Linked DNA regions of Mus musculus: regions 1, 2, 3, 4, 5 and 6 are each linked to region 7. A link is a loop called in an ENCODE intact Hi-C map of the cell type or tissue named here. Cell type or tissue: heart. All regions are shown on one strand.

Region 1 (4,000 bases), 220 kb after region 7:
TAGTCTATCTCCTATGGGAATCACTGTGGCATTCTTGTAAGTACTGTAGCCCTTTTTATGGGAGACCATCTACATAGAGGATGGCTTTGAAAACTGTTAAGAAGCAAATATAACGATTCTAACGATTCTCATCTACTTACATTAAAATGTACATTTTTTTCCCCTGAAAAACTACCTGAGAAGAAAAAAGTTTAAAAGCTGCCCAAATAAATGTCAGGCATCCTGTGGTAAGAAGGGAAAATCCTGTCACACCTTAGCTATTACCTGCATTCCTCCCTTCTAAAGGATCATTCAAGCGCTCATGAAATTATCAGGGCTTCTTCAGAAAAACAAATGTGAAACAATTATACAAGGGACAGGAAAAGAAAGAAAGAAAGAAAGAAAGAAAGAAAGAAAGAAAGAAAGAAAGAAAGAAAGAAAGAAAGAAAGAGAAAAGAAGGAAAGGAAGAAAAGGAAGAAAAGAGAGAAAGAAAGAGAGAGAAAAAAAAGAAAAAGACACCCAAACACTTCAGGTTGGGAACGGAAGTCAAGTTCAGATTCTCTTCCTTCCTCGAGCAAGACAAGAGAATTAAATGAACACCACACACACACACACACACACACACACACACACACACACACACTCTCTCTCTCTCTCTCTCTCTCTCTCTCTCTCTCTCTCTCTCTCTCTCTCTCTCTCTCTCTCTCCACCTGTGGCAATCAGGCAACAGGCCTACATCTGCTGGGAATTGCAGCTTTTCTTCTTTGGGGGCAATGGTGGGTGGGTGGGTCGCGGTGAGCAGGGAAGTTTCCAATCGGATCATTCTAACTTGGGCTCCTTTTCCTGCTTGCCCGCTGCCTCGCTCCCACCAACCCGGGACATTTCAGACTCAGCCCGCGCGGGCACCACGGGGAGCAGGCACCAACCGGAGCGCCGCCGCGGGGCCCGCAGCCCCGGTCCACGCCGCTCCGCGTGGGGACCACGAAAGGAAAGGCAGCGCGGGGCGGTGGGGCGGGGCGAGCACTTCCTGACTCGCATTGTCCACGCGCCGCCCGCGCCACCCAGGGCCCCGCCACCGCGCCCGCCCGCCCGTCGGTGAGGAAGTTGGCGCTCGCCCCGCCGCTGTCGTCTTACCATTCTTAGCGTCTCCCGCGGCTGCAGCCCCCGCAGCGACGGTGGCGTTGGCGGCGCCCGTGCCCGCACCTCCCGGGCCCGCCGCGCCGCCGGTGCCCACCGCGCCGGGCGACGCCGCCCCGCAGCCCGCCGCCGCCGCCGCCAGGGCCCCTCCGGCCGCCGCGCCTGTCGCACCCGCCGCCGCCAAGGCCCCGGCTCCATTTTCCTGCTCGTCCCCGCTGCTGTTGGCGCGCTTGTTTTTGCGGCCGCCTTTGCTGTTCTTGGGGTTGGGCATCTCCCCGGCCCGCTCGCGGGTGTCCCGGTCCCCGGCGCCCACGAAGGCGGCTCCCCCGCCGCACCGGGGCGGCCACGGAGAGCGCGGGCCGGCCGCTCTTCCTCAGGCGCCCGCCCCGCCGCGCGGCCCTCGCCGCGACATTCCGGCCGCCGCGCCCTCCGCGGCAGAAGCCGGCGCGGCCACGCGCGGCCACCCGAGGCTCGCAGCCGCGCGGGCGCAACGGGCCCCCGAGCAGAGCGAGACGCGGAGGAGCCCGAGGGAAAAGGCGGGTCTCGGGCTTGTTTTGATTCGGCTGCGCTGACACGCTCCAGGCCCGCCCCCGCCCGTGACGACACTGGGGCTTGAGCCCGGCCCCGCCCACCCAGTGACCTCACGGCAACTCGCTCCGCCCCCGTGACGTCACGCTCGGCGCTCAGCCCTCGGCTCTGGGTGACGTCATCCAGGCGCCTTCTTGGGAGAGGGAGGCTGGCGGGCTTCCCGCGTGTGCTGACAGCCACGACTGGGAGCCAGGCAGTGTTCGTGAAGTTGTTAACTGGCCTTCTGACCTTACTGGAGCTAAACCTGACAACGTGGTCTGGAAAAACAAACAGGTGACTAGAACAGGAGAGCAAAACAAAGGGTTTCGGATTAATAATTCGCTCAATGGCTCTGCGGCTCAACAATGGTAAGATAGGAGTTTCTGGAGAGTGCAGTTGAGCTCCTGTATGGGAATTCTTCAGTCTCGTGGTGGAAAGCTTATTTAGCCCAGACCTACCAACCAGAGACCCAAGGGTTCTGTCGGTTCTGTCAGAAGCAGAGCCAGCCAGGAGGAGCCAGGCTGCACAAAGAAGACTGAGTTGTCTGGAGAGAACGGCCGGGTTGTGAGGAGGACATCAGAGGTGAAGAAGTGAGGGCACAGCCATGCTCAGCAGTAGATGGCCAACACAAAAGAGACTCAGTTGAATCTTAAGAGGTTCTTTGTCTCAGAATGTTTTGTCAGGGATATATATATATATATGTGTAATCTTTTTAGGTCTTTTGTATAGACATATGGCTTCCAGTTTTCTGTTTTTTGTGGAATTCCTCACTGAACGAATACATCTATATGACTTTCTCATGCTTTTTCATTTGTTTGTTTTGTCCTATATTGTGTGTTTGTTTTCATCTTATCTATTTTATTATTATTTAGATGCATATTTGTTTTCTAAGAAGAGGCAGGAAAGCTGTGGATTCGGCTGGGAAGGGAGGTGGAGAGGATCTTGGCAGAGCTGGAGAAGGGGAAAGAAGAGCAGAATATAGTGTATTAAAAATCTATTATTAAAGAAGAAAAACGGAAAGAAAGAAAAAGAGATGAGAGCACAGGGTTCCTGGGAAGAGTTTGATGTAATCTCCTTTTCTGCACTCTCTTCTGCCCCTTTCAAAGACCCGCTCCTTTCCACCCTTCTGATCTCAGCTCATTTCTTCAGAATGATCCCATACCTTACCAGAAGAGCTGTCCCGAGTATCACAGTTTATTTCTCCTGTCTACCTCTGATTACGTTGGCAATGTATATGCTTAAATAATTTTCCTCTGTTCCCTCGCATGAAACAGCCATATTTTTATCTTGGGTGCCGTAAGAAACAACTGAACTGATCTTGGTGAATGTATAAATGACATTCTTGATCCATGACTACAGAAAAACACTGAACTCGTTTACAGTGTCTTCTTCCTATGGCGTGATCTTTAATCGACTGGACTGTTGAGGCAAGGCACTGTGGCTAGGTTGAAGGGTCTAGAAAGATGGCCAAGGAATTGCTCAGAGAAGAGCCATCCACATGACTTCCTAGCCAGGATTCTGATGGGCAGAGCCTGGAGCAACACTGTATTCTTGAGAGCAATTGCTAGTTGGACGCAGTACACTATATGTTAAAGGAAAGTAATTCTTTAGAAGGCCCAAATGATAGCTAAGATAGATAGGGAAGGAAGGAGGGAGAGGTGGAAGAGAGATGTGTGTGCTGGAGATTAGTATCAGGTGTCTTCCTTTATTCCTCTCCACCTTATTTTTTGGAGGCAGGGTCTCTTATGGACCTGGAGCTCACGGACATATTAGATGACCAGCTGGTGAGTTCCAGGGATCCACTTTTCTCTGCCTCCCAGCTCTGGGACTATAGATATGTGTGTCTGTGCACAGTTTTTACATGGGTCACATAAAGTTCTTAAGTTGGTACAAAGAGCACTTTACCAATTTAAGTATCTCCCCAGCTAGAGAATAGCTATTTTGTGCTTATGATGTGTTTATGTCTTATATTCACACATTGTGCGCACATACACACACCCTGTATCAGTAGAACAGGGCAGGTTGTGTTTCTAACTCTGCAGTCTAATATAAAGCCTTCTCCACTATCATGTTTAGTACAAATTTTTCAAATGTGTGAAATATACCTAAAGGATTCTTCTGCCTGTATTTCTTCTGAACCTTAATATCTCCACTAAGCCATTAATAACTTACCAAGTCTTCTCTGGTAACCCAAAGTTAGGCTTGCCTCCATGGACCCTCATACCTTTTCACCAAAAAGGCTTACATTACACACTTAGGATGAAGTTATTCACTCACTTGTCTCTTGTTTGGAGCTTGCTGTGATGGCAGTATTGT
Region 2 (4,000 bases), 160 kb before region 7:
CAGCATTTAAATTACTAGTGTTTACGATGTTCTTTGGAAAAGATCTTTGATCAAGAAGCAATAGTTAAAAGCATAACTTTGTTCTAGCACTAAGAGGCTGAGAACCCAGATATGGGAAAGAAAATATTCCTAGTGATAGCAACCCATCCCTACCAACACCCCCATCAATTTTCATTTAAATGTACACCTGTTGTTGTGTGATTTGAAAGGTGGCAGCCAGGGAACTCCCTATTGTGTTGATCTGTTTTTTTCTGGAGATACACTCTGATGTCATCTTTCATCATCTCAGTCAGTCTTTCCCCCTCCCCTGAGGAGCATCCTTCCCCATCAGGCTGTGAATAGGCACTCCCTGGGTCCTATACATCAAGGAGCACAAAGAAACTTCCCTTGCCTCTGCAGCCTCATCCTCATATGGTAGCTTCGCTTGATTCCTGAGAGTCCTTCAGTAAACTCACTGCTGTAAATGGCGAAATTATTGACTAGACTCTTTCTTAGTGACCGCTTACCAGAAGGAACTCCAGTGAGGGAGAATGAATACCCATAATGCCTGAGGGGAGAATAAGTCCCACCGCAGAACCAGGAGCTCTGAAGGGAAATGATGAATCCTTGAAAATGGGTCTTTCCATTTTGTAAGGGCACAGGTGTCTAGAACCTGCCTCAAGCCATCTTGACAGTTTTCTGAAGTTTTGAACTCTCAGCAGCATGAGGAGAAACCACACATTGAAAGTCCCAGGGTGTTTCTGCCTGCTTCACTCTGCCTGCCACAACAATGCCAGGATGTGTCTGCTCTTCCTCTCAAGTCAGACAGTTTGCCATTGGCCGAATTGTCAAAGTGGCCCCTTCAAACCCTCCCTTAGCCTTCAGACATCTCCAAGAAGTCCATCATCAGAATTCCCTACCAGATGCTTGAGTCTAGGGCAATGAATGCCTCTCCACACCTTCAGACCACTAGAGGAGCCATTTCTCGGCATGGAAAGGAAACACACATGGCATGGATATCAAAGGAGTGTCCTCACTCATCTGCCCACAGAGGCAACATGTTACATCAGATGAGAGGATAGGTACAGAGTCACACCTACCTTCCTAGAATGACTACTGCCGCAGTGTCTGCATTTATCATATTGTCCAGGCCACCGTTTCTTTGCCTGTGTAATGGGGACAATGTTGTTTGCAGTGTGGGGCTGTGAAAAGAATATATAGGAGCAGCTTAATAAATAAATAAATAAATAAATAAATAAATAAATAAATAAATGATGTAGTCTCCATGGTAGTTTCCTATTCCAATTGAGCATTTAAATTAACTACAGTCATTAATCCCAACAGAGAAAAAGGTTTATTTTGTATATAATTCTTACTTACATTCTATTTTATCTAAGCTCTAGGACAACTAACCCACGAACTTGCATCCCCCAAGACCCAGCAGTGGTTTCTGAAGCTCTGACTGCATATACAATTTTGGAAATGATTTCTAGGCAGAAAGGAAAATGGAGCCCTCTTCTTAGGAAATTAAAAGTGTGAGCTTGCCCTGAGAAATATTTACTTGGAGTGTTCAAATCAATTATTCTATGACTTTCTAACCATCGTCCAACTATTTACTCCATTAGAAACATCACACTAGGGGAGGGGGGCTAGCATGGACTTTTCTCAGTATATTGTAAGAAACCATCCTTAATGTTTTCAGGGATATTCTAGTCAAGCGGCCCCTGTAATGTGATTGCAAAGGACTTTCCCAAAATGGCCTAATTTATCCATGCAGCCAAAGAATGAAAATCTGGGCCTATAGCATAAGCCTCTAAGACTTTCTGAATACAAAAATCCATAGCTTGAACTCAAAGAAATAAAAAGACTCAGCACCAGGCTTCAAATTCCTGAGGTGGGAGTGTTGCACAGATCTCAGCATGCTGACACAGCAACCGGGCAGCTAAGCCAAGGAAAAGAGGCAAGGGGTGGGCATGGAAAAGACAAGAATAAAAGAAAGAGGGTTCCAGCTTCTTTCGTTTTTATAAAAGAATTTCTCAAAATTCTCGGCCTTGGGTGAAGAGTGGATCAAATGGTTACTTTTGAGAAACTTTTCCAATCCAGTATCATAATAGAGTTGGGCAAAATGATGTTGTTTGGGGCCCCCAATGGGAAATCATAAATTCTGGGTTATTAATGGTACTTTATGTACTGCTGGCTCTTAAAAACATTTTTCTGTTCTTGAGTCATGACGGAAGCTACAGCTTGAATTTAATTGTTCAATTTGCTTTTTTTTTTTTTTTTTCTTTCCTGGGTGAGCCAGCATTAGACTTGAGGAACTGAAAGTTTATACAGTTAGCAAGACTCCAGGGAACAGAGCTCAGCTGAGCTGAGCCAGTGAGCACAGCGCCAGAGATTATCTACCCTCCAGGAAAACGCAGATTCAGAAAGAAAGAGGGTGATTAGAAAGAATGGCAAAATGTCTCCATTAGGTTGGTGGGTCTGCCTTTCAAAATAAGAGAAACAAACCAAACAGAAAGCTTCCTCCTTGAAGTTCCTTAACTCCATTTTGATGCTCACTTTGGCTCACTGTTAGACAACTTACATTGTCCCTTAGCAGCTGTGCAAGATCCAGTGAGTCTTTAGGGAGGCTGCGGCCAAGAGTTGAGAGTTTAAGGGAGCAGAAAGGAGATCTCTGCTCACTAAATGATAGGCTGTGCGAATGCTGATGCTTTTTCAGCCTCTGTGCCTGTAAAGAAGATCTCTTAACTCCGGCTGTGGGCCTCACCCTTGTTTGTGTACCATGTTTTTGATGTTTTTACTTGAGCACATTTGAGTTAGACTTGAAGGAAACCAAACTTGTCATTTTCCCCAATCCACACAGAGACTGAAACAGAGTGAAATACAAGACATGGTGTGTCCTCTGTGTGTGTGTGTGTGTGTGTGTGTGTATGCATGTATCTCTCTGTGTATGCATGTGTGTCTGTGTATGTGTATGCATATGTGTATGTCTGTGTGTGTGTATATATGTGTGTGTTCAGGCATGTGTGTCTGTGTATGTGTGTGTATATGTGTGTGTCTGTGAGTGTGTGTGTATCTGTGTGTGTCTGTGTGCATATGTGTGTATCTCTGTATATGTGTGTGCATATTTGTATATGTGTATGCAGGCATGTGTGTGTGTCTGTGTGTATGTGTATGTGTGTGTGTTCATATGTGTGTGTGTGTGTGTGTATCTCTGTGTATGTCTGTGTGTGTGTCTGTATATGTGTGTGCATATGTGAATATGTGTGTATATGTGTGTGTGCAGGCATGTGTGTGTGTAGGCATGTGTGTGTGTATCTCTGTGTCTGTCTGTCTGTGTATGTGTGTGTGTGTCTATGTGTGTGTGCAGGCGTGTGTGTCTGTCTGTGTACATGTGTGTGTGACATGTTGAGCATCCTGAAATCTAATCTGGCCATTGAAAATCCCAGGCTGCTTTTTCTCAATTGTTAGATATTTTCCATCCAGATCTATAACAACGTCAGGTGCAAGTTTTGAGATTTACACAGACAGTGAACTAATATATTACAGGGATCTGAAAAAAAAAAGGACAAACAAAAATTACCTGAAGGGATACTGCACTATAGTCTCAACCCTTTCCTATATAGAGACACCGTGAGCTAGGGCTTCCTGCTCCTTTGGGCCCCAACTATAGATGGGCCCTGTCCTTCTGGGTTGAATTCCTCACTATTTTCCTGTGTCTGAATTTCCTGTAAATGATAAAACTGTAAAACAAAGAGTCATAACATCTGGACCTTCCTGCTTGGGACTTGATGAAGATAAATTGAGTACTAACAGGAAAAGACGGAAGAGCCCCCGTGACAGAGGCCAAGCTCATTCAAAAGGAAGAGCATTCATTTGACTGTGCTCGTGGCTTACTTAAAAACCAATGAAGAGGCAACGCGAAGGGCCCCTGAAGCCATCCCGGTACTCCCTGCTTTCTCTCAGCTCCAGCCTCAGCAGCCTAGAAGTAACTTGCCTCTAAAAACCAGTAAATCATTAC
Region 3 (4,000 bases), 250 kb before region 7:
CACCCATGCTTCTATCCAGCAGTCAGCCATCTGTTTCTTCACCCTTGGATATCAAAAGCAGGAACTAAATAAAATCCAAATATATTAGCAGATGCCACCATTCTTGGAGTGATGCAAAGACAAGGAGAGAAATTTGAAAACAAGCAGAAGGAAAGAAGAAGTGATGGGTAAGCTCATAGTCACTGTGTGAGAAAGGATAAGGTAGGAATCAAATTCCAGCCCAGACATAGACGAGCTCTGTGTAACTGCAAATTACATAGTCAGTCTGAACATCAGCTTTCTTCCTTGACCAGCACTCATCAGGCTAAAGAGATGGTACATCACACAAGAGAACTCTGGTCTTACAGAGGACCTTAGTAGAGAGTCCCAGCATCCACATCAAGTGGCTCACAACTAACTGCCTGCTGCTCCAGGTCTGGGAAATCCATTACTCTTCTTTGTCCTCTACTGACATTGCATTCAAATGTACAAATACAATAATAATGATGATGATGATGATATTGAAAAATTAGGCTTACCTTATGGAATATTGTAAAAAGAAAACAAGTAAAATATTAGGTTTGATTATTGCTTCTTCTAAGCTCAGACGGAAATATGAGCCATCATTCTGTCCAATTTCCTGTCCAGTGTAGGGTTTTCTTTTTGTGGTCTCTGTCAGACCAAAGCATCAGTTCTCAGTGTGTGAGCCATGACCCCCACAGGGGTCACACATCAGGTACCCTGCGTATCAAATATTTACAATACAATTCATAATAGTAGTAAACACAGTTGTAGAGTAGCAAGAAAATAATTTTATGGTTGTAGGTCACCACAATATGAGTACTAAAGGGTCACAGCATTAAGAAGGGTGAGAATTACAGACTCTAATGCCACCTGTGGAATGGGATACTTCCGAACTGACTCAATGCTAATCACTCTTTACTTAGCTAAAATTATTAAAAATTTACTCTTAAAATTAAACCAACATTACCAGAAGCTTCCTCAAAATAAGCCTCTTAAACCACAGGATTGGCTGGTGTGCCTGGTGTATCTCTAGGGATCCTGCCGACTCTAGTGCCTTGGCTCATGTTTCAGAAATGGATACCCTGAAACTGTCAATCAACTATCAATCAATCCATCCTGCATGTCTTTTCTTACAAGGAAAACATCAGGGCTCTCACACATCTACCCATAAAGCACACAACTGGTTTATACATTTGCTTTTTACTTAGAAAAGACAGGCATAGTCAAGGCAGAAGAATTTGAAAACCAAAAGCAAAAAACCCTAAAATTTCAATTTGACTATTAGCATATTGCTATATATCTTCTTGCTATTTCTTTCCTGCAAATGATACAGATTTTTCATCAAAATATCATCATGCTACAGACATTCTGGAGCCTTCTTATTATGTTGAATTAACTAGAAGATAAAGATACTAGAGCCCAGGGGCTTATCACCCTCCAGGATAATGTGACAGAGACTGACTGGCAAGGAAATGAATGAATTAGACACCCCTGCATAATCAAATATGATTATGCAGACTGGTTAATTTGGGGATTCAGTCTTCTGACTATGACTCTTCGTTATTTGCAATCTTAAGAGTGCTTTTGACTCTTAAAAAATATTGAGAGTCGTTAGGTTTATCTAATTAAATAGTCATAAATGTAAAAAAGGCATGCTCTTACACTCATCTATAATAATCACACATACACAAAAAAAAACCCATAAATGACAGTCATGTGGCCTAGTGAAACATGGAGAGATTACATCTCTGTGAGATGCCTAGAAATACTTGTTTAATAGCTCCGCGCATCCAGGGGAATTGGGTTAGTTTTGTAATCTTGGAGATTATCAGTACATCTCCGCTGTTTATTCACAATAACACAGGGCAATGAGAATCAGCAGATCCAAAAAACACAGCCTAGGAACCAGGTGTGGCTGGTGTTGAAGACAGTCTGGCTCCCAGAAGTTCAGCTGGACAGATAAAGCGTCCAGCCTGCTGGACATCTGCCGTATCTATAATTGCTGCTCTGACAAAACCACCAAGTGTTTCATGAAGAGGCTTGTGCTGGAGTCACCTGTGGCCCAGTGGCTCTTCCCCAGAGACTGGACTGTCAATGTAACTCTGCTATTGTTTGGAATTCAAATGTCCCCCAGTGGCCACATTTGGAAAACTTGGCCAGGCAGTAGTGGCACAGGCCTAACTTGGTCACCAGCCTGTGTGCTGAGAACTAGAAGAATCTTAAGGAAGTGAAGCTGAGAGGGAAGATGTCAGGTTTCTGCAGACACGCCCTACATGGGACCCTGCCCTTCCCCCCTTTTGCTTTCAGACCATCACAAAGTGACAAATTTCCTCAGTCACAAGTTTCTACCCCAAAGTTCTGCCTCTTTTTGCAGGCTCAAAAGCAAAGGGGCCAAGCATCCATGAGCCAAAATAAAGCTAATTCTTCCAAGTTGACTTTCTACGGTAGTTTGTCATAAGGACGGGAAGCTGTCTAAGACAACCCCCAGTGATAGTTGTTGTATGCTGTTTCTGTTCCCATCCATCACTGGTTTTACCCAGTCCTGCTCAACTCACAAAGCTCCAGTGAGGTGAGACTTGCTAACACGGGATAAAGATAAGCTGCCAAACTGAGACCCAAAGATGCAAAAAAAAGTTATCGACATTTAACAGGCTTGCCTCACCTGGCAGCCTTGACGCAATGAGAGAAAAGAGGAGGCCAGGCACCTAACGTCCTCTTGCACAGAGTGCCTTCAGCAGCCTTACTTACACTAGGCACCGCCTGCTGAAGATTTCAACACCCATCACTAGTGCCACAGGCTGGTGGCCAAGCTTTCAACATCTGGCCTCTGGGGACATCTGAATTCCAGTCCACTCATTCAGATATTTACGGAGTATCTCCTGTTTAGTAGGAACAGCCTGGGCACTAAGGAGTAAGACCCTGCTCTCTCATTCTGGAAGTCAAGGTAAGAAGCAAAGTGTGGCAGATACATAGACAAGGTGATCTCAGAGACACGCCTGTACCACTGAGTTAAACCAGCATGATAGCTGGGTTAGAGAGAGGGTGGCCAAGAAGCAGTCTCCAAAAAGGAACATCCCAGCTGAAGCGTGTATGAGAAAAGACATCCAGAAATGGGAATGTCTGCAAACACATACAAAGGCCCTGAGGCAGGAACAGACATGGGACAGATGAGGGAGGAAAGTAGGTCAACTGTCTCTGGAGACAGTTTTGAAGTTGAGAAAGTTGTGTAAATTGAAAGGTTTTCCAGATTACGCTAATACTTGCTGGTGTAATGAAGAGCTTGCTATTTTATTCTAGTATCTATGTGATGAAAACTTACAGAAGATATAAAGCAAGACAGAAGTATGATTGGATTTTTATTTTTTCAGAGATAAAAATCTCAGCGTTACTCTAAAGCCTGAGGCAGCCATGTATTTCAGAGGATTGGTACAGAATGAAATAACAGAGGCAGAGTTAAAGAAGCACCCAGGAGCCCCTTGACAAGAGGAGAACTGAGAGCCACAGCAACTGAGGCCCGCAAAAGGGCGTCCATATCAGAAGGGCAATGTTGTCGAGGTTCCATGGTCCCCACTCATCAGCCCAGAACCCAGAACCCAAAGAGAACTGGTTAACTAAAGCAAGCCAATAACCATTGTGGGGTAGCAAACGCAGTGGATATCTGCAATAAGAGCAGGAAAAGGGGGAGATAGATGAGGCTAGACTCAGTTGTGATGTCTGATCTGATGGAGAAGAAGGGGACGGAGCCCAAGGCTGTCCCTGGGCCTCTATCAGCTCTGGGAGAATACTGTCCGAACTGTAGGTGTCACATTGTTGGATGTTGGCAGTGCTTTGCCAACAGGGTTGTGGATTCTACTCTGGGAAACGGACCAAGGACTAGGCAGTAAAGAAAGCTGAGGAGGACGCAAGCTCCAAGTTGGCCTGCATCCTTCCAATTTAACCTTGCTGGCTCTCCCTAGTCATCTCTGTCATTTCACTGGGGCACAGGTCATGTTAATTT
Region 4 (4,000 bases), 180 kb before region 7:
TTCATATAAATACATATTTCTAAAAAGAGAAATAAAATAAGAAGAGGAAGGAAGGAAAGAAGAAAGGGAGAAAGGAGAAGTAAGAACACAGAAAATGGAGAGAGGATTTTGTTTAATGCAATGTGAAATCAACAGAAACTTTGTTATAAAATGAAGGGTTCATGAGAGATCCCCTTTTTGACAAAACAATAAAATTATTAATCTTAATGTATTTAATCCATTAGGAAATTGCCCTTGCTCCTTTTAATGAAAGTATCTTTTATTGTTCTTATCAGTAAAAATTATCATCACTCAAGATTGTAAGCAGTGACAGAAGAATTTGGTCAATTCTGATTGAAGAACCAGAGCTTATGGAAAATTGCTGTACAACAAGCTTTGGTTAAAACTGTTTTTAAACCACAGTTTAAGCCTTTTGAGAACTTCATTTATCTTTCCAATCTTTTTTTTTTAATCATTTTATTCTGAAATTGGTTTTCTTGATTTTGTTGTTGTTGTTCTGAGCATTTGTAAATGTGGATTCTATGGATTTTCTTCTGTTACTTCTCCTGAATACACTTTAGGACCCATTACAAATTCTCTTTAAAAACTTTATCAAGCATGGTCTTCTTTCAAACTCAATGTGCTCTTTACACACAGTTTAGCGGCCACAAGCTCTGCTCATTAATACTTAGATTTACTTCATTTGTGCAACATGGGCAGGCACATCAATTGGATGCAATAATAAAACTATATTGGAATACAACAAAAAAAACCACACCCTAATCTGTTACACAAAGTACCCAGCGTGACCCATCATCACTGGACATTCCACCCCCTACCTAGCATGCTCCATCATCCGCTGTTATCGCTCCCACCATTTAACACAACAGCTCCAGACCCTATGCGCATTCTTTCCAGCCTTTCCCAGTTCACTTATACAAAGCACGGAGTCTGAGTCAGGCCAGGGGGGAAAGAGGGCCCCTTTCTAAGGTTTATATGTAACTGTGAGAGCATCCAAGCATGTGCTGGCATGCCAGCCATGTGTTAAAAAGAAAGAAAAAATAGAAAAAGAATGAAAAAAGTGGATGAAAAAGCAATTAGCAATAATGTTTTCCTGCTTTAAAAATTAAAAAGTGCAGAAGGCACATCAGGGTCCTTGAATGTGGTAAGGGTAATGAGGAAGTGTGGTGTGCTCAGAGGATCTTGGGGGAGAGCTTTCTTTGCCCCCCCCCAAATGCTCATCCCCATTAAGTTTTTATTATGCAAGTCTTTCCCAGCTTCATTCCCTCCTGAAGTTGAAAGCCCTGGTTGAAATTCTTTACTTGGAAGGTCACTCCTGCTCTCCTAGCCAAGAATCCTGTTTCCTTTCGTCTTCCCACTTGCTTTCGAATGAAAATATCTTCTTACTTCACCGATTCAAAAATTAATTCCATCATATCCAGAGATGAAGTTTGCTGAGAATTATTAATGCACTTGTTGGGAACACTCTCCGTTCCAAACACATTTACATAAACACACTGGTGTTGCTCTCCACCTGACCCAGTCAGCCATTCTGGATGGTACAAGCCAAAACTCATAGTCACAGCCTGTCCACTTGGGCCCCTCGCCGTGCTAACTCAAAAGCACACTGTCGAGCACATTTCTAATGTCATAAACTTTATCTATCTCCATTGTTTGTTGACATCTTCCAGAAGCTCTTAAGTAGGACTTCTTAGCATGCCCATTTCAAACACTGCTGTAATCAGCTATTATTTCTAGAGCCCAGTGTCCCAGACAGACCTTGAAATTAGCACTGTGCCTCTGCTTGTCATGGTTGGCATTTCTTCCCACGGTGGCACCAAATACATTGGCTGGATAACTAGTAGGAGTTAACCTGATTACCTAACCTTGTTCTCTGGGAAGGAAGCCAGCCCTAGATCTAACAGTAATCCTGTGTCACCCAGCTACCTCTCTGGGAAGATGAAATAAAGGCCTGGTTACTTGAAACAGGGCTTTTGGATGTCAGAACAATGAGATCTTAACACATATAGATAATTTTTTCATCAATAGAAACTAGAATCTTTTTTATCCCAACCAGTTAAGGCACCATATTTGATTCATAATCTGTCAATATTTAGAATGAGGCAGAATACAAATAGGAATGACTCGGTGATCACCCAGAATTCCCTGTGCTTCTACCAGGAGCTTACTCAGACCTAAGTGGCAAATTTAAGACCAAAGATTTAGGAACTGGGTGACAGGTAGATTTTCAAGCAGAAATGATGAAAGAGAGAAATCCATCGTGGCACATTGCAAATGGGAAAATCTAGTTTCATACCAAAACTTGGCACTTTAGAGATGGATACTTCACAGGCATGGAGAGGACTAGGAAGGTCTTCTTAGTATAGAAGTGCCATTCAGAGTCCTTGTACGTTAAAGAACTGAGCTCTGGTGGGTGAAGCAGTCTAAAGTTGGGAGCAAATGAGTCTGTTTGAATCAAAACTCTGCCCTCTGGCATTAGCCTCTAGTGAGTGATTTAACTCCCACATGATATCTGATATTGCATGTCTTCTGCAGCTTTTCATTGTGTGAGTTTGAAAATTCACCCTTGACTTCCTCCCTGACTATCTACCTGTTCATGTGGTTCTCAATGCCTTGTCTATTCCCTTTGCGACACATTTCTGAGTATAGAAATAATAACTTTTCACTGGATTCTGAGATTGTTAAAGGCTAGGCCCACATGGGGTACTGTAGTATCCTCAGCACCAAGTTTCATACCCAGCATCGATCACTTTTTAAGAAATAGCTGTTAAATAAACTGAAGGTATATTAGACTATACCCTGTGAAATAGATATAAAAATGGACACAAACACAAGTGGTTTGGCAGGGATTAAATCATGTAGCTGATGTGCACTAGTTACTGTTCTAATTGCTATAACAAAACACATGACAACAGCATCCATAGAAACAAAGAGTTTATTTGAGCTCACAGTTCCCATATATCTCCCACTACGGGGAAGAAGTCGTGGCAACAGAAAGGCAGCTGGTGACATTGCATCCATACTCAGGAACCAGAAAGAGAATCGAATGCTGGACCTTGGCTCACTTTCTCCCTTTTATTCAGCCTAGGATCTTCAGCCCATGAAATGGACTACCTACATTTAGTGTAAGACTTTTCACCTTAGTTAACTTAGTCTGTCATCTCCCTTGTAGACAGACCCAAAGGTTTGTCTCCTAGATGATGTTAGATTCTGTCAAACTGCCAATCAATATTAGCCATCATACCGTGTAAAGTTCTGTGAATGATGCCTGGAACACAGCAAACACTCAAGAAATAGAAAGTCATAGCTGGTCTTAATCCATAGGACACTAGTTTATAGCCTAGTGTTATCCCCATGTTGCTGACTTCTTGAAATTACTTGAACGTGTACATGTATATATCACCTTTTATCAGGAGATCCTAAATAGGCTCCAGACTCCATCAGAGACCATTATTCTACTCTCTAAAGAAATTAGAGTAATTACTATAGAGATGGATAACATTAGATGACAGAGAATAACACAAGAGCATGGTTTATCTAAGAGTTTTGGAAACAACATTCAAATTCTCTACAAGACTTAATTTACTTTCATGATCAACTAACCACAGAGTTCTGAATGAGGACCTCAGGGAACATGGTTTCTTGTCTGAGTCCTTTCTTTTTCTTAGCTCTATGATCATGGTTAATCAGCTATCTTGTTTTACACATTTTTTTGTCCTTTCATCAAGCAAAGATGATTCAAAACGGGATAACTTTTAAACCCATAAAGATATAAAACTGTGTCTCAACATGAAAAATATTTTTTCTACAAAAGATATCTTGCTCAAACTACCTTTTTTCTTTAATCTGTAATATAATTGACTTAAATTGGATGGTATTTAAGACATCTTCTAACCACTCATAATCCAGAGATTTGAAATGTGAAGAGGCTTTGTTCTGGACATTGATTTTTTTTTTCATTTGAATTGTTACTGGTTTGACTTAAGCTGTTGCTTGTGCA
Region 5 (4,000 bases), 730 kb before region 7:
TATGAGAAAAGAAGAAATAGCATTCTTTGTACATTGAAAAAAATGTTAAGATGGTCCTTTCAGGTAGAAACATTATAAGGATTAAAATATAGTGGAAGAATATCATATCATAATACAAATTGAGGTTGTCTTTGGCTGACTTGTCATTATTGAGTATCCTGATCATAAATCGCTAATTTAACAACTTTCTCTTATCATTTAGGCAAAGAAAATAAAGTATAAAAAAAAAAGAAAAGAAAAAAGAAATGAGAATCTCAGATGGACCACTCATGGAAGTGACTGATTTGCAAACATCAGGTGTGATAATAAGTCTTCAGAATTGCTATATATTAAATTATCTGCATCTGCTAATGTATGGTTCTTTAATTATCACTTTCTACATAACTCATTGGGGTTTTGCCCAAATGACACTCATCTAAGATCAAGGGAAGTTCTGCAGTTGAAAGAGGGACATAACATACTACAGAACAAAAATCATCTACAAGGCATTTTATAAAAAGTAAAAAACAAAAACTGTTTGTTATCTTGCCTTTTGGAAGATGGTTATATTTGTTTTTCAACTCTCATGCTTCCTTGGACAGAAATTTCAACAAGAATAGATATCCAGTGTCCATGCCTTGAGTGATTGGCTGATCTATTTCTGCCTGTTTCCTTCTAATGGTTGTTCAATAAATCATATAGGAATTACTATGGCTTCTGCTCTGAAGGAGTCAAGTGAAAAAAGAATATCCTTTCTCTCCTGGGCAGTATTTTCTGCTAACAGCACACTTGTCAAAGGCTTTGAGTACCCCAGTGACAGGCACCAGATAAACATATAAATAGCTTGATAAATAACTGACAAAACACTATACACTGTTTGGAGATAAATGTAAGCACACCACAAAAGGCAAGATTAATCCTTGGCATCTTTTTTTTCTAATAGACATTTCTAGACTAAGGCCACAGTATGACATTCAGATTACAGAGCAGCAATTTGAAATATTCAAATGCTTTTGTTGGGCCATGCATATTTTCTAGTTGTTGAGTAGCTATGATAATGCAGTATATTTCAATTCTGGAAGAAGGTCTGAATGATTAGGTATATATGAAATGAAAATATATATTATAAGGGTTTAGGGGTTGTACTATAAATAACAACTTCAAAAAACCCGTACAACCCAAATAGTATTTAATAGCAGTGAAGCACAACTTCTAGAATGCTGAAAAAAAAAGAATTAGGAAATTATAAAAATTATAATTATCGAGTTTTCTAAAAATTAAGTTTATAGGTGCCACAATTAAACCATCTATGCTAGAGAAGAAAAAAAAAAAACTCAAAATGTAAAACTCAGATCATGAGCGCATGCAGCATGTTTTTGTTTTCAGAGGGACTGTTCCATATGTTGGTCGACCAACCCTGCCAGGCCATTTGCAGGCTGTCCTGCTGGGCTTATCCTGAGTGTGACACACACCATGCAGAGATTGTGATATATAGAAGCCAGTAAATTTCCACTATGTGTCACAATCATGAGAAAGACAGAGCCTGGTCCCTGCTGACTGTGAGGATGCTATTAGGTGGCTTTCTGGAATAGCAGTAACAGAAATCTCCAACAACATATTTTAACCTTCAGAGTTATTCAGGCACATTCTGATCTCACCAAATGGGCTGATAAGAGCGAAGTACAAACTTGGCATCAAGCAGCTGTTTCCAAACAACCAATGAGAGGCACAGTAAGGGAGAGATTTTTTTTTCTTCTGTTTTTAGATACAGTCAGTGGCTTTCAAGGTTAACTATTCCGTAATAGTTTTTCCATTGCATAAAACAAGAAGAGCTATCATTTAAGTGTATCAGCACACAACAGGAAAAAGAAAAAGAATTTGAAAGAAAGAAAGAAAGAAAGAAAGAAAGAAAGAAAGAAAGAGAGAGAGAGAAAGAGAGAGAGGGGAAGGAAAGAAGGAAGGAAGGAAGGAAGGAAGGAAGGAAGGAAGGAAGGAAGGAAGAAAGGAAGAACAACTAGAGTGCAGAGGTGAAACCAAGCAGGTTCTCAGGCCAGCACTAGGCAAACATGAGACGCAATGGATCTGATTCTAATTCAACTTGAACAGGGTCCGTGTTTCAGTTTCCGTCCTTCGTCCTTTTTCCACTGGTGCTTATCACGAAATCTGATCTATTTGTAGGTTTAATGCAAGGACAGGGAAAAAGCTGACCTAACCTTAGTATTATAGGAGATTGTACTAAATGTGAGGGCAAGAGCAATAATTCCGCAGCTTCCTACTTGGCCATGGGCCCAGCTTCAAGAAATAAAAATAGAAGTGTCTGAACGTAACTAAAAAGCTCAGCCACATGGAATTAAAATGCCAATTCCCTTCAGCCTTCCTTTTTTTTCCAGTCATGAAACTTTCAAAGCCAACACATTCAAAAGCTCCTACAGCCAAGAACCATCATTTGGGTTTTTGGTGATTCAAAATGACTGCCACCTTCAGGAGTCTCCACCTGGCTGTGTCCATTCCTTTAAAACATTAGCAACTAAATAAATATATAAGGCCATCGGAACAGAACTCCAGGATGGCACTTTCTCAGTTGATGGGTTTCTGTTTCTAAAACACACTTACATTAATGTTCTTTACCTTCTAAATAGACACAACAGTTTAAAATGAAATAAGACCCAGAAAAGGCTCCTAATGTTTTCCCCAGCTTCTGTTTCTAATTTGCCCAAGGGCTGTGTTTAGCATATTCCCAGTGTCACCTACTGAAAGGGGAACTGGAAACAGAAACTGATTTAGGGATTTAGGAACGGAAAATTTACCATTGTATGGGATGATAATTTGATGTGCCTCCAGTGACTGTACACACTAATTGTTTTTATGAATACTATGAATATTCCACACTATACCTGTCTTCTGAGTAAAACAGACACATCTTGATGGTTGAAAACATTTTCCATCTTTCTGCCTCATCTGTTTCTCCCTCCAATGTTGAAATGACCCAGTGTTTAAATGACATTTTTTTTCTTTTTCTTTTTCTTTTTTTTTTTAAGCCCTGAGTTGAAACTCTTTGAAATTCAGAGGAATTTGAAAGAGGTACTTAGGGTGCAATGAGAAATAAGAATCCAACCCAGGCCATTTAAAACTCATGTTTATCTAGCATTCATCATTTTCTCCTCTAACATATGAATATAGTTTCCAAAACCACAAACCTCACAAGTGTTTAGATCCCAGACTTGTAAACAGGTTTGATTTCCTCTTACTGAGCGTCTTCCTTCCTTGTTCCTTATTGCATTCAGCTGGCTCTAATTCCTTTCCATGTACTTAAAGAAATGAAATATTTCATCTGAATTAAGAGCAATCATGTATTTGAGAAGATCAATCCAGAAAGAACAGAAAAGTGAATTGTTTTCAATGAAGCTGTTTACAGTGACTGAGCAGCTAGGGGTTAGATGAATAAATAAAAAGACCAGTAATTTCATTGAATTATATTGTTCAATTTCAATTGTGTCTCTTAATGTAAACAGCTCAGTGATTGATGCATTATCGAATATTCGTGGAGTGTGTGTGTAATGAATATGTTTATGAATGACCCAGTGAGAGAAAATCAATCTTAGAAAGATTTCTCTGTTGAATTGTAGTTTAGATGATTGCAAATCAAAGTTTAAAATGTCTGGATTACAACATTGAGTACTTCAAACTTTCAGAGGGAAAATAAAGGACCTGAAAGGCAACATAATAAAGTGACATGTAGTAAAGAAAACAGACAGTGTTTTCTAACGTACTTTTTTAGTATTTAAAGTCTTATGTCAAAGTAATAATAAAACTAGGAGCCAGTAGACAGGAATGGTGGCACACACTGGCAGGATCTCTAGTTCAAGACCATCCTCGACCATTCGTGTTAGGAGCCTATCTGAAAAACAATAATGATTTTGTTATTGCTTAAGAAAAGTAAGTCCATTTATTATTTCTGTCACTAATGTGGAGGAAAAGCTGACAGAAACTGTTTAAGGAAGACAGGGTTTGTTCTGGGTTA
Region 6 (4,000 bases), 360 kb before region 7:
ATAGATTCCAGTGGTGAAGCTTACGGACTTACATCTGATGCAGCTACCTGAAGTCATCGATAGCCAGTTTTCTAGTCCAGCTGATTAGTCCTAACATGAAAGCAATTGACTCACCCACTGACAGTCTAAACCAACACATAATTTCTGACTCAAACATCTGCGATTATTTTAATAGCCTTTTCATACCTCTCTATTCTATTTATCATAACAGAAGCATTTAAAGGGAGAACACTCCTACAGAAAGAGACATGGAGTTCTTTTGTTTTTCTTTCTACTTGGAGCACCAGGGATTAAAGCTCTCGTTCAATTAGAACACATATTTAGCCTTCTAACATATCCCCAGTGAGACAGACGTTCTTCAAAAAATGTCTTATTTAAGAAATTGGTTGTCCACCCTTTTTAAAAGTATCCATATTGAAAAAAATTCCCCTATTTCTCCTTTCGGTCCATTAGTTTGCAAATATATTGAACTCTTTTTCACCATTCAGGATTATTATCTCTTAAATTACAATTTGTCAATTGCCTGAACCAACAAGGCCTTCAAACATCTCAAAACTGAGCACACTCTTCATTATCTTGCTATTACTAACAATGTAAACTGAAAACTAAGCCATCATTCTGGCAAGCATGGTTTCCCCTTGCTAATCAGACCATGGATTCTCTCTCCCCTTAGAGAGGTCAGTTTTGAGCCATCCTGTGATCACTGTTGAGCATACCCTGCTGTAGGGGTGTCTTTCCAGCATTATCCACTGTCAACGAGGACAGGCAGATGTCACAACCACACGGCAGTAAATGAAGGAAGAACACAGAACACAGAGTCTTCCTTCCTACTTGAGGAAGCTGCAGCTGATTGTAAAACTACAGAGCTTTAAGACATACCATAGAAACAGAGAACACCAAAGGAAATACTACCCAGGGAAGGGCATGTTTAAACCTTCCTGTTTGCAGCTGCTATCAACATTTTCACCCTAATGTGACCAGAAATCTCAGTTTTCAGTTGAGAAACATGAGTCACGAAACAATACTTGCTAGCCACCTTCACCTTTCCCCTCTCCACCCTCATTCATGCCCTGGTTTTGTTTTGCTTTTCTAACATTTGAATGTCCCCTTAGTTTGTATCCTGACCTACTAGAAAGTTAAAAAAATATCATTAAGTCAGTTGATCATATAACTGAATTCAAGTTACAGCCCACAATCACTTGTAAATGGCTATAAGATGCCTTCTTTCTTTCTTTCTTTCTTTCTTTCTTTCTTTCTTTCTTTCTTTCTTTCTTTCTTTTTCTTTCTTTCTCTCTTTCTCTCTCTCTCTCTCTCTCTCTCTCTCTCTCTCTCTCTCTCTCTCTTTCTTCTTCTTCTTCTTCTTCTTCTTCTTCTTCTTCTTCTTCTTCTTCTTCTTCTTCTTCTTTTTCTGACTTCTTGCCTCTAATTAATAAGAGTAAAATCTTTTCTGGAACTAAAAAAAAAAATCAAACTCAGTGGATTACTAAATGTTATATAAATAGGGCTCCATTGTGTGAGATTCACCCCCTTTCAGAAACTCTTGATTCTTCCTTCTCTCCGTGCTGGGAGGGAAGTAAAGGACAAAGGCATCATTAAAACCGGTTAACCTGATCATTTTCAAACAGACATGTGCAAAGCATCTAGGCTGGGAACCCTTTGGCAACTAAATTGTCAGGGAATAATTTATTACTGACAAGAACAGAGTGTGCAGTGGAATATCCCAAACAAGAGCATGCTCAATGAGCCAGAGGCTTGCTATAAATATCTTCCCCAGGATTGCACTTCCTAGAGTCTAAAATTATTCTAAAAGCATCACGTTCCGAGGGGAGGGGAGGAAAGGGGGTTGTGCTGTGCTGGACAGCCAAGTAGCGGGATCAAGGCAGCAGGGTTTTCTTGTGATTGTTCTAGTGACTAACCTCATTAAGTCTGTTTGCCTCTTGATTTCATAAAACAAGAATAATGAGAAAAACCTCTGAATTCCTTTCAAGATCTGAAATCTTGCAATGACAACATTGATAACCTATACACAGAACCCTGGCATCTGATGTTATGCAAACTGATCTAGGCCCATTCAAAGAAAATAGAATTTGGGCAGCTTAGGTTCAGCAAGTCAAAGAGCCCTGCTGCTAAGCCTGACAGCTGAGTATATTCAATTCTTCAGGAGTCACATGCTGAGTCACATGCTGGATGAAAAACTGAGCCCTCCCCCTCCCAAGTTGTCCTCTGACCTTCATACCCATGGCATAGAATGTGCATGCACAGACACAGAAAGTAAATTTTCAAAAAAAAAAAAAGAAAGAAAATAGAATTCAAAAATTGTAAACTAGGGCTGTTTTCAAATAACCTTTTGATTTTCATGTGAGCTATATAATCAAAAAATGTTCTTCCACATAGTGATAGTGAGTATGGCAATATAGAAAGTAAAAATTGTGCAAAGATGTTATATATGTATTTATATATATATACACACACATATATACACACACACACAAGCTAGGGCTTCAATTTTCAAAGCACAAATTTTTGTAATGTTTATCAAATTTGTTTATTCACTGTGTGAATGTGTGTGTATGTGCTCAAACCAACTATATCATATCACAGTGGGCTTGTGGAAGTTAGAGGATATCTTCCTGGAGCTGGCTAGCGATCTCCTTCCTTCACGTGAGTCCCAGAGATGGAACTCAAGTTTCCAGGCCTTATAGCAAATGCAAATGAAAAAAAAAAAAAGCTACAAAAGATAAATACTTCAAAAAATGTGGTAATAAGCAGAATTCATCTCCCCTTGATCTCTTCGTGTTTCACATTCTGCCTACATTTTAAGGTCCTTTCTATGTGTCTCTATCAAGTGCCTGTTTGGCAGGATCCATATTTTATTAATGTTTCTTTTTCTGCGTAGTATGTTACCTATAAGGACTATCAGTAAATGTGTGTGGAATTAAATACTGTTTTCAGTGTCTTGGGTGAGTGTGATACATACTTACCAGGAGTAATGAATCAAACTAAATTTAGCATTTTTTAAATCTGAATTTTAGATAAATCCCCATACTTCTTTCATTATAAGTGACTGAGAAGACTAAGATTTCACATAGAACCTGCAAAAACAAAAAACAAAACAAACCAACAAACAAAAACCTGGTAAAACAGATGTGTTGTCTTGATTTTTAATCTAAAATGAAAACAAAACCAAATCATAGCTATATACTCTTATGCTCCTATTATTCTTCCTGTATGTATCCATCCATCAAACATTTCATGAGTCAGATGCCTAAGTCTCTGTTTATATACTCCTATGAGTAAGATATGGTTCCCTCTTACAATAGTGTTTATAGCACAGAGAGAACGAAACTCACTTGTAGACAACAGATAGTTGTGGTCATATTGATATGCAAACAAGTGATTGACAGTGTTGGCTGAAGGAAGCCTCTGAGGATAAGTAATAGCTAAGGTATTTCTGAGCCAGTCAGAGCAAGAGACTTGGAGAATCCTAGTCAAAAGCAGTAGCTTCATATCTTTATTTAAGAAACTGAAAACAGTGAGTGCATATCATGTGTGTTCTTTTGTGATTGGGTTACCTCACTCAGGATGATGCCCTCCAGACCCATCCATTTGCCTAAGAATTTCATGAATTCATTGTTTTTAATAGCTGAGTAGTACTCTATTGTGTAAATGGACCACATTTTCTGTATCCATTCCTCTGTTGAGGGACATCTAGGTTCTTTCCAGCTTCTGGCTATTATAAATAAGGCTGCTATGAACATAGTGGAGCATGTGTCCTTATTACAAGTTAGAACATCTTCTGGGTATATGCCCAGGAGAGGTATTGCTGGATCTTCCAGGCACTCACTGATAAGGGGATATTAGCCCAGAAATTTAGAATACCCAAGATACAATTTGCAAAACACATGAAACTCAAGAAGAAGGAAGACTTAAGTGTGGATACTGCATTCCTTCTTAGAATGGGGAACAGAATACCCATGGATGGAGTTACAGAGACAAAGTT
Region 7 (4,000 bases):
AAAACTCTGCAGGGCAGGGAGGCTGAGCGAACCCCTTTTTCCTGTAGAGGGCAGGGCAGATCACTAGGTAAGCCGGGTGAGCGAGCTGGGGGTGGGGAGATCTAGCCAGAAGGAGGTGGGGAGTGCTCCTTGCTCCTCTCCTGTAGATGCTTCCGTGCACTGGGTGGCCGGGAGGACTAGCTCCGTGTCCCTGAGGTGGCAGGCACAACCTCGCCTTTGGGAGCCAGAAAGCCACTTCGGTCCGGAGACCTGCTGGGCGGCGCCGGGGCGCGCAGCCGCTGCGCACGTGCAGCGCGGACTCGCGGACGCGGCAGAGGACCCGATCCAGGGTGCTGATGTTCCGGGATCCGTGTGTTTGCGCTTGCCGCCGGGGAGGCTGTCGCTCCGCCCTTCCTGAGATCCTTATATTAACAGTGGCCAAAGCCCGGAGAAACACAGCTCATTGTTGGCAGCTGCCTGGCGGTCTTGCGGAGCGGCTAGGGCAGCGGAGGAAAAGAAAAGGGAACGGCTCGGAATTTGCTCCAGCGGCTGCTGCAAGACCTCGGCGCCAACCTCGCACCGGCGAGCGCCTCACAGCCCATCGGCTGTCCCTCTATGTGCTGCTGAGCCGGTCCTGGACTCGACGAGCCCGCCTTCGGTGTTCCGAGCAGAAATCGCAAAGACGGAAGGTGAGCGCGGCGGGCGAAGCTAGCCAGGGCTGCTGCCAGCCTAGTCCTCCGAGGGCAGGGCTGGCTCCGGGGACAAGCGTGAGGCGGAGCTGGGGAATAACAACAGGATGTGCAACCACAGGGTGAGGAGGGCTGATTGAATGCCTGAAGTTCGCGGCCCGGCTCCGGGGCACTTCCTTTATTAGGCCACTTCAGGGAACCCAGGGGGGTGTGGGCTCCGGTCCCCCTCCCCCCGCCACACTTTCCCGGATCCTAGGGGAAGGGGCAGGTCGCTCAGCGCCAGGCTGTGCGGGTCCGGCAGGCAGCAGGTCCGCCGAGGTAGCGAGCTCGGGTGCACGGGCTGCTGGTGGGCTCTCTCGGGGGTGGTGGTCTGCAGCTTGAGACGTGCTCGCGGGTACGGGGGGCTACAGAAGTGGGGTGCGCTCTGGTGGGCGACACGTGTGGCGCGGGTCTCAGCGTCTGCTCGTTTCGCTTTCAGGACTGGAAATGGCAGACCATATGATGGCCATGAACCACGGGCGCTTCCCCGACGGCACCAACGGGCTGCACCACCACCCTGCCCACCGCATGGGCATGGGGCAGTTCCCGAGCCCGCATCATCACCAGCAGCAGCAGCCCCAGCACGCCTTCAACGCCCTCATGGGCGAGCACATACACTACGGCGCGGGCAACATGAATGCCACGAGCGGCATCAGGCACGCCATGGGGCCGGGGACTGTGAACGGGGGGCACCCCCCGAGCGCTCTGGCCCCGGCCGCCAGGTTTAACAACTCCCAGTTCATGGGTCCCCCGGTGGCCAGCCAGGGAGGCTCCCTGCCGGCCAGCATGCAGCTGCAGAAGCTCAACAACCAGTATTTCAACCATCACCCCTACCCCCACAACCACTACATGCCGGATTTGCACCCCACTGCAGGCCACCAGATGAACGGGACAAACCAGCACTTCCGAGATTGCAACCCCAAGCACAGCGGAGGCAGCAGCACCCCTGGCGGTGCGGGTGGCAGCGGCACCCCCGGCGGCTCCGGCGGCACCTCGGGCGGCGCGGGTGGCAGCAGCGCGGGCGGCAGCGGCGGTGGCAGCACCATGCCCGCCTCGGTGGCTCACGTCCCCGCGGCAATGCTGCCGCCCAATGTCATAGACACTGATTTCATCGACGAGGAAGTGCTTATGTCCTTAGTGATAGAAATGGGTTTGGACCGCATCAAGGAGCTGCCCGAACTCTGGCTGGGCCAAAATGAGTTTGATTTTATGACGGACTTCGTGTGCAAGCAGCAGCCCAGCAGAGTCAGCTGTTGACTCGGTTAACCTCGCAGGCGGAAAGAAATCACCCTCCCCACCCCACCCCCACCCCCAACTTCTTCGGTGTGAATTAAAAAAAAAACAAAAAAACAAACATTCCCTTAGACGCAGTATCTCGCTTTTCAGATCCTGAAAGGGTTGAGAACCTGGAAACAAAGTAAACTATAAACTTGTACAAATTGGTTTAAAAAAAAAAAAGATTGCTGCCACTTTTTCCTATTCTTGTTTCGTTTTTTGTAGCCTTGACATTCACCTCCCTTATGTAGTTGAAATATCTAGCTAACTTGGTCTTTTTTGTTGTTTGTTTTTACTCCTTTATTTCCTCACTTTCTCCCGTGCTCAACTGTTAGATATTAAGCTTGGCAAACTGCTTAATCTTGTGGATTTTGTAGATGGTTTCAAATGACTGCGCTGCGTTCAGATTCATGAGTGAAAGGAAACATTGCATTTGTTGGCTGCATGATCTTTGAAGGGCAGATATTACTGCACAAACTGCCATCTCGCTTCATTTTTTTTAACTATGCATTCGAGTACAGACTTAAGTTTTCAAATATGCTAAACTGGAAGATTAAACATGTGGGCCAAACCGTTCTGGATCAGGAAAAGTCATACCGTTCACTTTCAAGTTGGCTGTCTCCCCTCCCCCATATGTACAGACAATAATAGGGTGTGGAATGTCGTCAGTGGCAAACATTTCACAGATTTTTATTTTGTTTCTGTCTTCAACATTTTTGACACTGTGCTAATAGTTATATTCAGTACATGAAAAGATACTACTGTGTTGAAAGCTTTTTAGGAAATTTTGACAGTATTTTTGTACAAAACATTTTTTTGAGAAAATACTTGTTAATTTATTCTATTTTAATTTGCCAATGTCAATAAAAAGTTAAGAAATAAACTTGTTTTCTAAAAGTCAGTCATTTGGGGGGGGTTGTCTTTACATTCCACTTGTTATTGCGAGTAAGCTTTCAAAGGATAATAAGTTTCAGGACACTAAAACAGGTCACCGTGAGCTTAAGGGAAAGCAGGATTTAGGATAATTGACATAATGCTGCTGGTTACCTTTGTAGCATGCCTCTTGGTGTGGTTTAATCAAAGGCTGAGAAGTTGTCACAGTGTTTTTGTTGTTGTTTCTTTGCTGTTGTTTCCATTTCCAGTGCTCCTTGGCTAGGAAGGCTAGCAATATTTAATCTTTCTCACTGCGTGGGGGTGGGGGGAGAAAACTGTTTTTGATTCAACTACTTAAAAGGACATGGACTAGAATATTATACTGAGTGATTGATGGGGTGGCATTAAATATAAATTACCTTTATTTCAAGTGATGAATTTTATTTCTGAGCAAAGGCGCTAAGGATAGACACATCTGCCAGCTTAACCTCAAATAGATTCTGACTGGTTTGCAGTTCTGGGTGCAAGAGGGGGGTGGAAACCTACCTTGAGGCTTCCAATAATATTTAAGTTTTGCTCCGAGGTTGACTCAAAGGTCAAATTACAACCTTCATAACATGTTCCCTCCCAAGCGTGCCCCATTTTCCAGAATTCTGAGCTGCCGCTGTCCCATGCATTAGGTGCCAGGGACCTCAGTATAAAATGAGTTTAACAGCCTGGGTGAGCTGAGTCTTTAAGCAGACCAAACCCACATTCAGTGGGTGTCAGGGATAGCCTTACATAATCAAGCAGAAGAGAAAGAAAGTGTCAGAGCATCCCAGGTGAGAGAGGAGTTAGGTTGTTGTTGCCTGTCATGTTTTCACGCTTTCAAGAGCAGCATACCCTCAGCCAAGAACAGAGACTCCCACTGACCCTATGGAGAGACCAAGGAAATGCAGGCCAAGAAGGTCTTACAGCAAACCTTGCTTCAAAAGAGCGGTCCCTTTTTGTGCTTTGAATCTGATCCTAAAGCCCATGTTTGCAGTCAGAACAAGCAGGTAGGGCTGCCCTGGAATCTGGCACATAGGCTGACTGAGAAGGACTCCGAGTGGCTCGACTCTGTTAAGTTCTATTTCCAAGCAGGACAGGTAAAATTAAGATGCATA

The links. Hi-C counts contacts between places; a loop is a spot of excess contacts. Peaks named below come from ENCODE experiments on the same cell type or tissue, not always from the same donor. Only the 100,000 strongest peaks of a DNase experiment are listed, where the experiment ranks them.
Region 1: a loop joins it to region 7, with 2.7 times the contacts of the local background. A loop is called at or near these places in 5 of 42 quality-filtered maps.
Region 2: a loop joins it to region 7, with 3 times the contacts of the local background. A loop is called at or near these places in 14 of 42 quality-filtered maps.
Region 3: it touches region 7 in a loop (3-fold over the local background); 3 of 42 quality-filtered maps call a loop at or near these places.
Region 4: it touches region 7 in a loop (2.6-fold over the local background); 5 of 42 quality-filtered maps call a loop at or near these places.
Region 5: it touches region 7 in a loop (6-fold over the local background); 14 of 42 quality-filtered maps call a loop at or near these places.
Region 6: it touches region 7 in a loop (3-fold over the local background); 7 of 42 quality-filtered maps call a loop at or near these places.

Annotation. Positions count from the first base shown.
Region 1 is chr10:17,946,395-17,950,394 of GRCm38, forward strand. It overlaps Heca (hdc homolog, cell cycle regulator), which reads right to left and starts at 1,673. Exons shown (of 4, transcript NM_001033432.3): 1 at 1,115-1,673. The coding sequence starts at 1,388. In heart, no CTCF peak of the experiment used is centred here; DNase peaks (open chromatin) are centred at 957 and 1,817; H3K4me3 peaks cover 2,306 bases; H3K27ac peaks cover 1,953 bases.
Region 2 is chr10:17,557,869-17,561,868 of GRCm38, forward strand. All of the region lies in intron 3 of Gm32543 (a long non-coding RNA gene), which reads right to left. Among named protein-coding and RNA genes, the nearest start is that of Gm32656, 100 kb to the right of the region's middle. In heart, no CTCF peak of the experiment used is centred here; a DNase peak (open chromatin) is centred at 2,353; H3K27ac peaks cover 961 bases.
Region 3 is chr10:17,474,136-17,478,135 of GRCm38, forward strand. No RefSeq gene overlaps it. Among named protein-coding and RNA genes, the nearest start is that of Gm32656, 180 kb to the right of the region's middle. In heart, a CTCF peak has its summit at 2,119; a DNase peak (open chromatin) is centred at 2,786.
Region 4 is chr10:17,541,383-17,545,382 of GRCm38, forward strand. All of the region lies in intron 3 of Gm32543 (a long non-coding RNA gene), which reads right to left. Among named protein-coding and RNA genes, the nearest start is that of Gm32656, 120 kb to the right of the region's middle. In heart, no CTCF peak of the experiment used is centred here; a DNase peak (open chromatin) is centred at 1,679.
Region 5 is chr10:16,992,443-16,996,442 of GRCm38, forward strand. The region is part of intron 1 of Gm20125 (predicted gene, 20125); the gene reads right to left. Among named protein-coding and RNA genes, the nearest start is that of Gm20125, 100 kb to the right of the region's middle. In heart, no CTCF peak of the experiment used is centred here; a DNase peak (open chromatin) is centred at 1,639; H3K27ac peaks cover 403 bases.
Region 6 is chr10:17,365,471-17,369,470 of GRCm38, forward strand. No RefSeq gene overlaps it. Among named protein-coding and RNA genes, the nearest start is that of Gm20125, 270 kb to the left of the region's middle. In heart, no CTCF peak of the experiment used is centred here; a DNase peak (open chromatin) is centred at 1,791; H3K27ac peaks cover 1,555 bases.
Region 7 is chr10:17,722,792-17,726,791 of GRCm38, forward strand. It overlaps Cited2 (Cbp/p300-interacting transactivator, with Glu/Asp-rich carboxy-terminal domain, 2), which reads left to right and starts at 437. Exons shown (of 2, transcript NM_010828.3): 1 at 437-668; 2 at 1,147-2,883. The coding sequence starts at 1,155. The coding sequence ends at 1,964. In heart, CTCF peaks have their summits at 41 (motif pointing right) and 1,653; DNase peaks (open chromatin) are centred at 320, 1,330 and 1,450; H3K4me3 peaks cover 3,650 bases; H3K27ac peaks cover 3,526 bases.